Regions from separate parts of the Homo sapiens genome. Here region 2 is linked to region 1. The links are chromatin loops, found by intact Hi-C in ENCODE. Cell type or tissue: OCI-LY7. All regions are shown on one strand. Each heading gives the region's core, and the rest is flanking DNA. Links, peaks and the distances in the headings are about the cores only.

The links. Hi-C counts contacts between places; a loop is a spot of excess contacts. Peaks named below come from ENCODE experiments on the same cell type or tissue, not always from the same donor. Only the 100,000 strongest peaks of a DNase experiment are listed, where the experiment ranks them.
Region 2: it touches region 1 in a loop (6-fold over the local background); 1 of 110 quality-filtered maps calls a loop at or near these places.

The regions. Positions count from the first base shown.
Region 1 is chr9:10,203,704-10,211,962 of GRCh38, reverse strand. The region is part of intron 3 of PTPRD (protein tyrosine phosphatase receptor type D); the gene reads left to right. Among named protein-coding and RNA genes, the nearest start is that of PTPRD, 410 kb to the left of the region's middle. In OCI-LY7, for the core only: no CTCF peak of the experiment used is centred there; a DNase peak (open chromatin) is centred at 3,398; H3K4me3 peaks cover 1,525 bases; H3K27ac peaks cover 1,161 bases.
Region 2 is chr9:9,893,131-9,901,389 of GRCh38, reverse strand. All of the region lies in intron 5 of PTPRD (protein tyrosine phosphatase receptor type D), which reads left to right. Among named protein-coding and RNA genes, the nearest start is that of PTPRD, 720 kb to the left of the region's middle. In OCI-LY7, for the core only: no CTCF peak of the experiment used is centred there; no DNase peak of the experiment used is centred there.

The DNA.
Region 1 (8,259 bases), core at 1,683-5,682:
TTAAAAAATGTTGTATACATTTAAGGAGTACAAGTGCAGTTTTGTTACATGAGCATATTGCATAGTGGTAAAGTCTGGGCTTTTAGTGCAACCATCACCTGAATAATGTACATTGTACCTGTTAAGTAATTTCTCATCCCTCACCCCCCTCTCTTCTTCTTACTCTTCCGATTTCCCAATGCCTATTATTCTGTGCTCTATGTCCATGTTTGCACACTGTTTAGCTCTCACTTCTAAGTAAGAATATATGGTTTTTGACCTTCAGTTCCTGAGTTGTTTCCCTTAAGGTAGTAGCCACAATTCCATCCATGTTGGGGCAAAAGACATTATGTAATTTCTATTTAGGGCTCATTGTATCTTTAACGAGTTCCTCTGCTGTGTTCCGGAGCACCTCTGTTGGCAGAGATGGAGCAGCAGAAGATCTGGTGGGCATTTACCATTCAGTACATTTATTGAGTGACACATGCTGATGTGATCATGTTATGCCTCACAGCTTCATCCATGGTCCTCTACTCAAGAACTACAGCTCCCAGATTAGTGCAAGGTGACCATCTAAATATTCAGAATTTAGACAATTATCTTTGAAACACTAGTTTAGCCCAAGTCATACCTGAAATTTTTCATAGATTTGTCTTCAGACGCATTTGCCCTTGAAGATGCATTATTTTTCCTTGTTTTAGAATTCTAGTTTTTTCCTTTCAAAGTGCTCTTCAGGCACTTAAATCAATGGCTTTTATTTCTGTTGCTATGAACTTCTATTTCGTCCACAGATGGCATTACAATAAAACTAAAGGAAATAAAGAAATTAATTGCTTACCCCAAAGCATCAGCTGTTTTCATTTTTTATTTTTACCAATCTCCCCCTTTTTCCCAAGATATATTAAATATTAAGGTAATTGTTTCATACAGTAATTTAAAAATCATATACTGTGTTTTTCAAGTTTATTTTGTCATTTATTTATTTACACAAAAATGTGTACCCTTTTTCTCATTTATCTGTTTGCCATTGTGTATAGGTGAATTTTATGGAATGACTTACTTTGTTTAGCATCAGCTCTGAACTTGCAAACCTGGAAAGAAACATCACAGCTGTTCAAGCAGAGTAAGAAGTGGTTTGATTATACATACATACATACATACATATATATATATATATATATATATATGAAGTTTTTTGATTTTATATATATAAACATTATATATAAACATTTTAAATATATATAAGCATTTTATATATATAAAATCAAACAACTTCTTGTATTATGTATATGGAAATATATATAAACATATACATATATAAACATATGTGTGTATATATATGTATATATACAGATTACATGTTAACATTGAGAGTTTCTAAATATCCTCATATCATGACATGAGTCACTTTATTGAGGACTTATAACTAGTGGAAATTGATGACAAATGTGCAAGAAGCCCCCCCTCCTTGGCATTCTTTCCCATACCCCAAGAGCTACAAAATATTGGTGTTGTCTTCTAAGTGGTCAATGCAGTGTCTACAAGATGCTACCTTAGTTATTGATCCATGGATAATTGGTAATTGTTTCCATATTTTCTGGATACCTATGAAAATGCCTCAATTGTGTTTTCATACTATTATCTCTCCATCTTCTCACTTTTGTCTGAGCTCTCTGACATTTTTTTCTCTCCTCTGTATGGCTTTAAGAAGCAATATATAGAGATGGAATTCACAAATGGGTATTACTCTCTTAAATGTAATTGGTGAATCTCAATAATGTAAGTTGCACATGGTACTTTATATTTTTCACAATTGTATTTTAATAGCTGGCATAAAGGTCACATGAATTGGTAATTCAGTTGAAATTTTTTTAATTTGTAGAAATGAATAGTTTTCCTTATTTTTTACTACATGTTTTCAGAAATAAACTTTTTCACCTTTTAAAATTATTTCTTTAGTATAAATTTACAGGAAGAGAATATAATAAACTGAAGATCTGAATGTTACATTGATTCTTGGTACTGATTGTTACATTGTTTTCTAGAAATATTGTACTTATTTGTCCTAATCAAAACAAAAGCACCAGATTTACATTATTTCTGGCCTTTAATGTTCTCATATATGGAAGGAATAAACTTGTAGATCATTTTTTAAAATTTCCCTTTTTTGATGTAGAAAATGTTTTTTCTCATTTAGTTCTAATTCCATCTCTGCATTATGTATTTTTGTTCATTGTCTTTAAAGGACTTTTGTCTGTTTTTTATTTTTCCTTTTGAGATAAGTAGAATATTGAAAAATACGAGATCAAAGGCCCTGTGTACCAATGCACAATAAAATCCAAAGAAAATCATATAGTATAAAAAATAAAGTCAGGTAGAAAAGTTATAACAACTTAAAAAAAACCTTAGGGACTAAGGATCAACTGTCAATGTTACTGGAATCCAGTTCTATGCGAGAACATGGGAGCAAGGGGCAGTGGGGGGCTGGGAGGAGGGAAACAAGTTTGAATTGATTGGACTTCCCTTCCCTAATGGCCCATTATCAAATGTTCTAAATGAAGAAATTCGATTGCCACTAATCTGAGCAGAAGTATAATTTAAAAAATGAGATTGATTGGTCATCAGAGTGTCTTATAAGAAGCCATTTAAATTTTATTTTTCATTTTCAAAAATTTACTGTTATATAGATTTGCTATAAACCATGGATTAGTGGATTTGTGTTTTCATGGGTTTTTCTCTGCCTAGATATTTTACTTCTTTCCAAATCCTTGCTATTATGGACTCCTTGGAAAAGTTGATTCTATACTTAAAGCAGTGCTGTCTATCTTCTTGGCATATTGTATGCAATACAATTTCATAAATAATATTGTAGTCACACAGTTTCCAGTGGAAAAAAAATCACGAACTGCAGCATTCATAAAACTTAAACATGGAAGCCAGATTATTCCTTAGAAAAGCAGATAAAACCAAACCAAGTAGTGTTCAAAGTTTAGAAAACTGAACTCTTAGCTCTTTATATCATTTTGTTTTGTCACCTTTTCTACTCCTTAAGGTGTCTGTTACGTAATGAATAAATGGTCCGGTAGGATAAAAGCTGTCTAAATTCTTCACAGCTGGTGCAATATGCCTCGGTGCCTTGTCATCTACCTGCCCACACTTAATTAATAAGCATCTGTTTCATTTTTATATTTACTCAAGATAGTGGCTTAATTTTATATTCCTGTTTTTCTACTTATTTCTAGCAATAAATGGATATTTTCTCTTTTCTATTCCTTCCCAAACAGCTTATATTGACAAAAATTCAGGGCATGTTTGTTAAAACAAAATGGGGGAGCAGACTCCCAAGGATTTAGAGTTGTAGAAATTAAAAGATGAAATAACTTCTGGATAAAACTGCAGTGAATTTAGTTGCATTTTATGTGTTCAGAGTTTCTGTTCCTGTTCAAGCGGTTTTAGTCTTTTTATTTTTTGAGACGCAGTCTCGCTCTGTCGCCCAGGCTGGAGTGCAGTGGCGCGATCTCCGTTCACTGCAAGCTCCGCCTCCCGGGTTCACGCCCTTCTCCTGCCTCAGCCTCCCGAGTAGCTGGGACTACAGGCGCCCGCCACCACGCCCGGCTAATTTTTTGTATTTTTAGTAGAGACGGGGTTTCACCGTGTTAGCCAGGATGGCGTCGATCTCCTGACCTCGTGATCCGCCCTCCTCGGCCACCCAAAGTGCTGGGATTACGGGCCTGAGCCACCGCGCCCCGCCGCGGTTTCAGTCTTATACCTCACTACCAGATGCAGAATATCAAATAGAGTTTATGATAAATTACGAGGTAACACAAGTGTTTCCCAGAGAAGACTTTAACAGCAAAGTCCTCATTACATAGGTTTTGTTGTTGTTACTCCTGGGAACCAGAAACTTGACAGCCTAGAGCTATATTTAGGTTTATGATCGACAACTTCTGATGCTCTATTTATGTTGTGTATGTGCAGGTCTAGTGGGGAAAATGTTAATAATACAAAGCTTCTCCAAGGAAACAACTCTGAATGTGTGGGAATTGATGCACTGCTAAATGTAGCAACATAGGTAAATTACTTTTTTCCTTTTTAAAAATTAGTTTTTATTTTTTTTCTGTTGTTGTTGTTGTTTTGCTTCCATACGAGAAGATATAACACTTTTTAATAGTGTTTCCTACTTCCAGGATTTTTTTTGACATTTATACTCACTTTTACACAATTATTCAAGGGGTTGAGAATTATTAAATATATATATAATTTTTGTAACACTATGAAAGAGAACAAGATATAAATGACAAGTTTCTTGCTCTTTATCAAAATATTAATTTGTAATAGAATATTTAAAAAACTACAAACATACATTCTGAGTCAAGTAGTGTTTTAATGGGGCTAATATTTTCATTAGAATACAATTACTATTTAGTTACATAATAATATTTTTATTAGTGCATTATATATTTTAGAAAGAATTAATACCAGTTCTACACAAAATATTTTTAGAAAATAGTGGGGAAAGAGTGAACCCTTTCTAGTTATTTTTATGATGCCAGCATAACCCTAATACCAATTAATACCTGATAAATAACATTAGAAGAAAATGAAATTACAGACCAATGTCTCTCATGAACATAAATGCAGAGAAAGAATTAACTGTTGATATATACAAAACCATAAAGCTCAAAAATGTTATGCTGAATTAAAGAGATCAGACAAAAAAATGCATTATCTATAACTGTAAAAGTTCAAGAAAAGAAAACAAATCTAAAGTGGGAAAAATTAGATGTGTAATTTCTTATGGAGTGAGGAAAAGAAGTGGTCTTTGTCCAGGAAGGAGCATAAAAGAACTGTTTGGGATGCTGGGTATATTCTATATCTTGTTTGAAGTGATAATTATACACATATAGAGATATAGATAGATGATGAATACAATAAAACTCATCAGCTCATATACTTAAGTTTGGTGCATTATTTCCCTCTGTATACATTTGACCTCAGTTTTACAAAATGAATTTTTATAATGTTGTTCATAACTGAACAATATGCAAATCTGATAATTTTTACATTGTGATGATATGCTCCAGTATTTATTGGTATGTGTTTTCTTGGTTTCTAGTCTGAGTTACACTCAGTCTCACCAATTTTTCTATTCCTGTTACTTTTTCAAAATCTATGTAGCTACTAATGATTTATAAGTCTGTGTGTCCATTCTTTAACTTTCTGCTATGATCAGGACCTATATATACCAAACTGTGAATGGATAACACCATCTAGATATCACAAATATAATTCAAACTATATTTAAAACCGAGGTTATTATCTTTGCTTTACAAAACTTTTTCCTTGTCTCCACCTTAGTTGAGATATAATTCTCCATGGCTTCCAATAAGAATATTTAGAACTGTTCCTGTATTTCACTTTCCTTATCTGATACATCCAGTAGTTTTTCAAAGTTATTACCATCAAAAACAGATAGTCTTAATTCTTTTCTTCCTATTCTAATTGGGTTGACTCTCATGAGGACTGTTTCAATAGCCTGATATATAATGTCAGTAGTGGGGTTTTATCAAATGTATGTCTATTGGGAGGGAGTTGGCTTTGCTTGATTACTCCAGATGACTACCTAGTGCCCTCGGAAAAGAAAGCAGAGATTCTTTGGTATGAGATATGGCACTAACCCTTTATGGTTTAGCATTTACATACATCCACAGCACCCTTTACTACTACTTGGCTTTCATAAAAACTAAGCCTCTTTGAGTTTCCCAGACATGCTGTGGTATTTCATTCCTTTTGATTTCATGCGTGCTATTTCTCCTTACAAGAATGCTGTTCTGGTCTTATCTACTTGCAAACTCCTAATTTTTTTTTTTTTTGAGATACAATTAAAGCTTCACGCGCTCTGTGATGCCCTCCCTGATACCTCTGAGTTTCTAATACTTTTTTTTTTTTTTACATAAAGCTATTATTGGAATTGTTGATTTACATATCAGACTCCTCTACTAGATTAAAAGCTCATTGTGAGCAGGGCTGTATCTGATTCGTCTTTGCTTTCCCAGTGCTTAAGATAGAAAAGGCACATGCCATTCAATCAACATCTTTGCAATAAATGAAAAATTGAACCCAAAGTGAATAATGCAGTTAACCCTATTTTTAAAGTTATAGTATCACATTTCATTTAAAATTATTATAAAATAGTTGAATTACTTTAAAATTCTAGATATATATTATTTCAAATCAATTACCAATGACTGTATTGCTATTATTTAGGCTGATGAAGCAGGCCGGGCATGGTGGCTCATGCCTGTAATCCCAGCACTTTGGGGCCAAGGCAGGCGGATCATTTGAGGTCTGGAGTTCAAGACCAGCCTGAACAACATAGGGAAACACTGTCTTTACTAAACACATAAAAAATTAGGCTGGTGTGGTGGCTTACACCTGTAATCTCAGCTACTTCAGAGGCTGTGGCAGGAGAATCACTTGAATCTGGGAGGTGGAGGTTGCAGTGAGCCAAGATCAGGCCACTGCACTCCAGCCTGGGCAACAGAGTAAGACTCTGTCTCAGGAAAATAGAGTAAAATAAAATAAAATAAAATAAAATAAAATAAAATAAAATAAAGAAGAAGAAGAATTGTGGCCACAAAAAGGAATCTTTCACAACTTTATTAAATTAATATATCTCACCTTTTCAAATTTTCTGTTCATTTATGTTACATAAATTTAAAGTTTTTGTTGTATTTTTTGCAGTTGAAAAAAAATTCTGAAATAAAACTTTAAAGATAAATCCTACAAGAAAGATGAGAAAAATTCAATACTAACATATTATAAACTTGATAAAACTTGTAGTTAATTCTCCTGAGAATTTATAAATAAATACACATATACATAGATAAGGCATATGGCTGGCAGCCACTTTAAAACAAGTACAAAGCTTCTCAAAATAATGCAAAGTTTTGCAGAGCTTGTTAAAAATAGAATTATAGCATTCAAAGTATTAATTTGTACTCAAATGTTCCTTATAAAAAATCATAGAATAAAGGAATTATATTTGATTTGGCACTTCACAGACTATAGCCTTAGTAAGTAATAATTTTAGAGACAAGTCCTAGACTTGTTGTGTACCTGGATGTATTTGTTACTTTGGGTTCTAAAAATTGTTTACAGATTTGACAACTAGAGATTGCTTCTAATTTTAAAATGTATTTTCTGATAAAATTACATGTATTAGATATTAATTTTGCTGAATATACGCTTTATTCTCAGATTGCAGACACTTTTTCCAATCAAATCTTCCTCTAGTAAGAGAGTTTTGACCAGTCATATTTTTTATATCAACATCAATACTGCCTTTGTCATAGTTATACACATTACTAAGCTTGAAAAAATTGAGTCTAAATTTATAAATCAGAACAAATGATATGTTCTTTGTATTTATTGTACCCAAACTATCATCTCAATTTATCTGCTTGTTCAACAAATATTTAATGCTAGCCAACTAGATGACGGAAATTCCATTCACTGGAAACAGCCATGAATGAGGTCCTTCCCCATCAGATGGGAGTGATAAAACTTAGTGTGGAAACATCTGGCCTTTTATGTATTTAGAGGATTTTTCAAAATCAGTAAAGCTATTCTCTAGTATTATAAACTGTCATGGTGTGGAACAGATACTCTGAGACAGAGTTGACCAAAACTGAGTTGTTTTTTTTCAGAACACATAGAAGCAAGCAAACCCAAAGAGATTTTCACGTGGAGGAGGAAATCTGACAGCTTGCTGTACACACTGAAAAATGGAGTAATTGGGAAAGGCAAGGAAGAACATTCAAATCTCATAGAGGTCAATGCCTTCAAAATTAAAGCATGGAGAGGTTACCAGGAGAGCACCTAGAAAGCCAGAGATTTAGCAGCAATGGCACAAGCTGGTAGATTGGAAAACAAAAATTAGAAGCTATTTTCTTTTTTCACTATTGGGGAGTGGGGGAGGGAAAACATGCATCTGATTCACAGATTCTGCCATCAAATCCTAACAAAATTGAGGCAGGGATAGAAATGATGATAGGATTTAGCTTCAACTTTGCCCTTGCAAATTTGTTTTCTCTAATCTTTATAATTTATAGGTTAGGAAAATCATGGTGTGATCTAATAACTTAAGATGAACTCATTTATTTTAATTATATGTTATTACCAGACTCGACTGAGAAGTTTGTAATACAGAATGGTTGTGTATCTGTCACAGGCATACACAAAAGCAATTTTTTTCCATTTTAGGTATGTGCATGCACT
Region 2 (8,259 bases), core at 1,924-5,923, 310 kb after region 1:
AGTTATGACAACTTATCCCACATGTTGCCTCTAGGTTTTAAGCACTATTTCAGGAGGTTGAACATCGAAGGTCTAATAGTTTTAAAGAAAACATTAATGAACTCTGAAAATTGTTTTATAATTATAATGACATATTAGAACTTTAAAAATATTGTATGCTAAGCTTCTCTAAAACAGTGGCTGCTAAAGGCTAGTCCGAGACATATAATTGGGATGGTTATATCAGAAAATCCACTCTTGCTTCCAGTCTCGCCGTGTTATACACAGGCACCTGCTTTGCTCTCCACTATGACTGTAAGCTTTCTGAAGACTTTCCAGAAGCTAGGTGGATGCTGGTGCCATTGTTGTACAGCCTGCAGAACTGTCAGACAAATAAACCTCTTTTCTTTATAAAGTAACTCAGCCTCAGATATTTCCTTGTAACAATGCAAAATGGACTAATACATAAAATTGGCACCAAGGAGTGGGGCATTGCTATAAAGATACCTGAAAATTGGGAGGTCAATGTGGGCGGATCATGAGGTCAAGAGATAGAGACCATCCTAGCCAACATGGTGAAACCTCATCTTTACTAAAAATACCAAAGTTAGCTGGGTGTGGTGGCACGTGCCTGTAGTTCCAGCTACTCGGGAGGCTGAGGCAGGAGAATCACTTGAAGCTGGGAGGCAGAGGTTGCAGTGAGCCAAGATCGTGCCACTGCATTCCAGCCTGGCAACAGAGCAAGACTCCATCTCAAAAAAAAAAAAAACCTGAAAATGTGGAAGCACCTTTGGAACTGGGTAACAGGCCGACTTTGGAAGAGTTTGGAGGGCTCTCAAGAAGACAGGATGACGAAAGAAAGTTTAGAACTTCTTAGAGACTTGCGCTTGTGACCAAAATGCTGATAGAAATATGGACAGTGAAGGTAAGGCTGATGAAGACTCAGATAAAAATGAGAAAGTTATTGGGAACTGAAACAAAGGTCACTTGTGTTTTGCCTTAGCAAAGAACTTGGCTAAATTGGGTCCATGCCCTAGCAATTTGTGAAAGTTTGAACTTAAGGGTGATTATTTAGCATATCTGATAGAAGAAGAAATATCTAAGCTGCAAAGCATGCAGTATGTGGCCTGGCTTCTTCTAAAAATTTTTGATCAAATATGGGAGTACAAAATGATTTAAAGTTGGAACTTTTATTTAAAATGGAAGCAGAGCATAAAAATTTGGAAAATTCTGCAGCCTGGGCATGTGGTAGGGAAGGAAGGAGTGTTTTCAGGGAAGAACTTAATGCAGCTGTGGAACAACCACTTGCTAGAGAGATTTGCATGATATTAAGTGTTTCACTCCATGAACACAGAATATTTCTTCAATATTTCATTTTTTTCTTGTTTTCCCCCCAGCCTCTGGTAACTATTATTCTACTTTCTGCTTCTATTACTTCTACTTTTTTCAGGTTTGTCATGTGTCTTTGTGTGCTTGGCTTATTTCACCTAACATAGTATCTTCTAGGTTTTTCTATGTTGTCACAAGTGACTGGATTTTTTTCTTTCTTAAGACTAGTGTTCCATCTGCATGTATAATAAATCTTCTTTATCTGTTTCTTGATGGACACTTAAGTTGATTCTATATCTTTGTTATTGTAAATAGTGCTGTAACCAAAATGGAAGTGCAGATATCTCTTCCACATACTGATTTTTTTTTCCTTTGGAGGTATATCTAGTAGTGGGATTGCTGGCTTATATGGTGGTTCTATTTTTAATTTTTTGAGGAACCTCCATACTGTTTTCCATAATAGCTGTACTAACTTAAATTACACCAAGAGTATATGAGCTCTCATTTCTTCACATCCATACCAACACTGGTTATCTTTCATCTTTTTGATAATAACCATTCTAACAGCAGTGTGAGGTGATATCTCACAGTGGCTTTAATTTGCATTTCCCTGATGAATTGTGTTATTGAACTTTTTTTATATACTTAGCCATTTGTATGTCTTCCTTACAGAAATATCGATTCACATTCTTTGCCCATTGTTAAATAAATTATTATTATTTTGCTATTGAGTTGTTTTAGTTCCTTATTTATTGGATATTAATCCCTTATTAGATGCACGGTTCAGAAGTACAGTACTTTTTTCCCATTTCATAGTCTCTCTTCACACTCTCCATTATTTAGATCTATGAGTTCTTTCATCTGTTTTGTGGTTCTCTACCTACAGATTCTCTACATATTTTGTTAGATTTGTTCCTAAGTACTTCTTCTTGGGGTATACTATAGTAAAAGTTATTTATTAAACTTACAATTCTAATTGTTCATTGCTGGCATATGAGAAAGTAATTGACTTTTGTGTATTGACCTTGTGTCCTGTGACTTTGCAAAACTCACTTATTAGTTACAGAAAATTTTTGTTTGGTAGTTTTTTGGGGATTTGTTATGTAGATAATCATGAATCCATGAATAAAGACAGCTTTGTTTTTCCTTTCAAAAGAAAACAAGAAAATCCTGGAGAATATGGGATATGCGTAAACTCATAGTCACTATGCACAGAGATTTTAATCCTGTGGGTTTAGTATACAGACTAACATACGTCTTTTTAAAAATTCACTAAGAGATGCTAATAAAGGAGGTCAGAGGACCAAAGTTAGAACATTAGTCAAGTGGAATATATTACAGCATATGGTTTCTTAAACTAGACTTAAGACCATAGCATTTCTATGCCAAATATCTCAATCCATTCCTGAAGTTCATATAAAGCATATGTGACATTATACAACCACAACACTTCAGTGCAGCAACCACACAAAAGAATCTTTTTGTGACTTCTGTCTCTAACCTCTAAGGATTCCTTAAATTGAAATAGCATGCGCATCTAGAGCGTAATCTAGAGCTTCATATGAAATCACATGAAGTAATCCTTGATGCGGTATCTTTCTCTGTTAAATAAAATGTCAATAAAACATGAAGTATCTGAAAAAAACTCATTTCAGTGGAAATGAACAGGTGTGAGTCCTGCTTTTATTGATAATCAAGTAATATCAAGGCATCATTACCATGTATGTAAACAGCTAATTAAAATCTATCTCCTTCATTAAATAGGCTAGCATACCATTGAATAAGGAATTCACTACCTCCAGTCCCAAAATGAAATGGTTACTTTTTTCATTTACTGAAATTTTAATTGACGCATTGATATAGACCTCTATATTTCTGTGTTAATCTCTTAATATTAATGACCTAGTTTATCCCTAAAACATATTTAAAACTGTAGAAGTTTCATACATTATGAATAAATTAAAAACAGGAGAAAACAGGCATTCCTTAGTTTCTCTATGTTGTTGAAGATATTCTTACTATTACATAATTTAGATGAGAATTAAGCAAACTACAGCTTGTGCACCAAAGCCACCTGTTTTTATAAGTAAAGATTTATTTAAACATAGCCATGCTTACTTGATTACCTGTTTTCTGTGGCCTTTTTACACTGCCGTCAAAGGTGAACAGTTGCAACAGAGACCGTCTGACCTGTGAAGCCTAAAATGTATACTATTAGGCTCTTACAGAGGAAAGCTTACCAATGCTGAATTTAGCTAAGAGTCAGAAAAACAGTTAAGTGTACATTGTCTACTTTAAAAAATATCAAGTTTAAAATAAAATGCTCATAAGTAGTTTAAAATACTGTTTCTAAAAATAATATATTGTATGTAAAATTATTATGTTTGAGTAAAATCCTAATCAATAGGTGAATCAACAGCTATAATTTAAATTGTCCATATTACATAGTTTGTAATACTGTATATATTCTCAGTCAGAAAGCTTATTTTACAATAAAGTACAAGGATACTCCTATGGGGGTATTTTAAAATAAGTTACAGATATTTTAACATAGATATAGTCCTATTGAAGAAAAAAATAGATGAAAAATATTAACTATATTGCGAATAAACTTTTTTTGGTTTCCTAAAGATTTACTGTAGAGTTCAACTTTCCCTCAAATATGTATTTTTTACTTACAAAAATCCTAATAAATATTTTTCTTTTAAAAACTCTTGGTGGAAGTGTGTAGGTTCATAATACTGTCTTTATATATTCTTTGGTTTAAAGTATATAGATTTCATATAGCAAATTAGTAAGTCAGAGTCAACTGTGGACTGTTTGCTTGAAAACTCATACCTCTGCCTCTAGATTTAAGCAACAATTCTGAAGTAGGCATTAGGCATTACCTTTACCAACCCCCAGGGGGTGTTTAGCAGCGGTGTGTGTGTGTGTGTGTGTGTGTGTGTGTAAGTGTAAGAGATGTTTTTGTTTTAATGACAGGGAAGTGTTTACTTCCCAGGAAGGAGGAATGTCAAAATTCTTGTGATATATGGCAAATCCCAAAGGGAAACATTGTTCTCCTGAAAATACCATCATTGCCTCCATTGAGGAACTCTGCAAGTCCAGAGATTATTTGAGAAACTACAGAAAGCTTTGAGATTGCAAATATAAATCTGCTCACGTTCACTCATCAATTTTTATTATTGTCACTTAGTGGATGGATCTCCAGTTAATGATTTTTCTAATATGTTATTTAAAGTATTTCTCATTATAATTCAAATAAATGGCAACTGAGGTCATTTTTACATTATATTTATATTTGAAAATGTACTCAATTATGATAATTGCTAATATTTCAATTGATGCCCAAAGCAACTGTATTTTCTGATATGTTCTTTAAAGTATTCTTTTGTAATCCATGAGTCAGTTAGCTTCTTAGACTGATCCTCTTAAATATGAATTCCTCGGATCTAATTCGTTGGAGGATATTCTTTTGTAAAAAAATATAAATGTTCTGATGATTTTTATGTTGTTCTTTTGCCAATCATTGTAGATTTTTTCCTTTCTTTTAAAAAATGTGTTTAGCTATCCAAATGCACTAGACTATTTCCCAGAAGTTATGCTAATAAAATTCAAAGCACTATCTAAGAGTAAACAGAAGAGGCCTGTTCCAGTTTCAGCTGCTTGAAACCTTGCACTAGTGAAGATGTATTCATGTGAAAAAATGATTTGAAGCTGAAAAAAATAATTTTGAAAGGTCTGACATTCTAGCTGAATCTTAATCTTTGTCCATGACTCTTTTCTTACCTTGTCTTTAAAACTTTCCGAAGTCTTTCATTTGCTCCAGCAAAATAGAGACCCTGATATCATGGAAATAGTCATATTTTATGTATGTGCTTTTAATAAGACTTTCACATTTTCATATGCTGTGTATGTGTGTATGGTTGTGTGTGTTTAGAGAAGACTTCAGCTCCCTTCATTTGTAAACTAAGCTCCCAAAGAGAAAATAAAAGCTGAAAAAAATTAATCTGTCTCTGTAAACAAATGGATGGGCCCTAAGCTTTGTAGTCATCTCGTTTGCAGTAGACGAACTGTGACAAACGGACCCTTTAGCTACCCATCATTCATGCTCTGAGTAAGTTTAGCTTCTACCTACGTGCCATATAACCTCAAGAAAGACTTTCCATTATAAATGAAAAATGACTTTATTCATCACCTTCGTGATAGACTCGATTTTTAAGTTATTTATCATAACTATAAAAAACCAAGTGTATAAATCAATGAGGTTTTAAGGAACTGCATGCCATGAGCACTAAACTGAAATTTAGCTGCTACTAGTCCTTCATTTTACAATTTGAAGAAACAAAAATAATTGCTCATTCTTACCATTTTTCAAGAATATATTGTTGACTATAGTTGCCATGTAGTATAATAGATCTCTTAAACATATTCCTCCTGTGTAACTGTAAATATATTTGACCATCATTTTCCAAACCCTCCCTCTCCTGTAACCATCGTGGATTCTGGTTATCACCATTGTAGTCCCTACTTCTATGAGATAAACTTTTCATCATGGTGCACATGACAGTTGATATGTCAATTTGAAAAATTACTTAAAAATTTAAATAATCATTATAACAGCAAAAATTTTAAAAAGAAAAGAAAAATTTATCAAACATTCTATTGAACTATTCAGATACATATAAGGTCTCAGGCTCTGGTATATACATGGCTTATCTCCATCTCTTTCCTCCCAATTTAAAAGTCCTTGGTAGAATTCTTCCCCCTTCCCACTGTTACCACCTAAGGTGTATTTTATATTTTATTTTCTGTTCCTTTTTTCTCTTACTGGTAACAAACAGAATTCCTGGTTTTATTGGTATGTATATTTCTTCTTGAACTTTAACCCAAATGCATCTTTTGAGTCAGGAACAAGTACTTGTAAGGAAAGAAGACAATTTTCATTTTTATAGTCTTACAACCAGCCAAAGCCTCAAATTGCTTTGTAACTCATATCCCTCATCTGGAAGAAATTTAGAAATATGTAGGCATTGTTTACACATTATTTCAACCCATTGTGTACCCGGAGACTGTACTTTGCTTTTTTCTAGAAAGATTTTTTCTAGAAATATTTTAAAGAAAACAAGAATTTTTGGCTCTTTTGTTCTTAGAGTTAAAATCAAAAGCCATTTCTGGCTCTTTTGTTCTTACAGTTAAAATCAGAGAAACATCTCAAAAAGAAACAAAAGTGTCAGAAAAAAAACAGACATTTTATTCAAAAACACTTATTACCGTGTATGTAACAGGTACTGTGCTGGCACTAGGGTTACAATACTGAGAACAAATTAAATCTCCGAATGCATAGAATATATAGTATAATAAAAAAGAGAGATATTATTTAGCTCATCCCCCAAATATATGTGAAATGGTAACTGTTATGAAAGTTCTTAGGAAGAAAAGCATGCAGTGTGATGTGGGAGTACAGAGGGAATTTAAGGAACTCAGTGAAAAAGTTGTGAAAAAATGATGGTGCTGAACTGCAATGCAAAAATGAGTGAAAGTTGATTAGACAAATATGAAAAGAAAATAGGTGTATCAGGAAAAGGAAAACTGGCAGGATGAAACATTAAATACAAGTTAAAAATTGAATTTAAAAAATCTGATTAAAGCACAATGAGCTAAAGGCAAATTGTAGAGACAATGAGCCTTGAGAGAGGTAGTAGAAAGATCACACAGGGCCTTCAGGATCCTTTAAAGAATGTTGTTCTTAATGCACAGGTGAAAAGGTTTTAAGTATGAGGAGATACTATAATCTGAATTGCTTTCCAGAAGAAATCTGGGGCTGAGTGGGGAAAAGATTTGAGAGACCCATAACAGAGGCAGAGAGACCAGCCAGGAGGCTGTTGAAGGAGTTTAGGGGAGAAATGATAGATATTATCTTGGAGATATAGAGGTGTTCATGTGACATATTAAAATAAAAGGGTTGGGAGTGGTGACTCATGCTGGCAATTCCACAGCGTTAGGAGGCCAAGGAAAGGCAGGAAGTACATTTGAACCCAGAAGTTTGATATCAGCCTGAGCAACATTGTGAAACCCCTTCTCTACCAAATACCAACAACAAACACAGGGTGTGGTGGTGTGCACTTGTGGTCTTAGCTACTCAAAAGGTTGAGACAGGAGGATTGTTTGAGTTTAAGGTTACAGTGAGCTATGATCATGTCACTGCATTCCAGTCTGGGCAATAGGGAAAGATCTTGTCTCTAAAAAAAACTCAAAACATAAAAGGAACAGGCTAAAAGAAGACAAGGTGGTAGCTAGAGGAGGTAACCAAGCTTAAATAACCAAGCTTCTGTTGTTTTTAACATGATAAGTGATTATGTTTAAAAGTCATTGGGAAGGATCTTAATGGTATTTCAAACTCCCTTTCTCTCTTAACTGGGTCCTTTCCAATAACTTTTAAGCATGTTCAATTCTCCAATGTCAAAACAACAAAAGAAGCTTGGTTATTCAATACTAGCTATTCAGTTACTATTAACCATTACATGAATTATATATAAACTTTTATATTTCCTACATATAGTTTTTATAGGAGTTTGACATATTTCATTATTAAAAGCAGAAATCTATTAGAAATATTTTTTGTTGTTTTCTATTTGCTTGGTAAATGTTCCTCCATCTCATTATTTTGAGTCTATGTGTGTCATTGCATGTGAGATGAGTCTCTTGAAGACAGCATACCAATGGCTCTTGGTTCCTTATCTAGCTTGCCACTCTGTGTCTTTTAATTGGGAGCATTTAGCCCAATTTACATTTATGTTTAGTATTGCTATGTGTAGATTTGATCTTGTCCTCATGATACTAGCTGCTTATTTTGCAGACTTGTTTATGTGGTTGCTTTGTAGTGTCACTAGTCTGTGTACTTTAGTGTGTGCAGCCATAAAAAAGAACAAGATCATAGCTCTGATTATA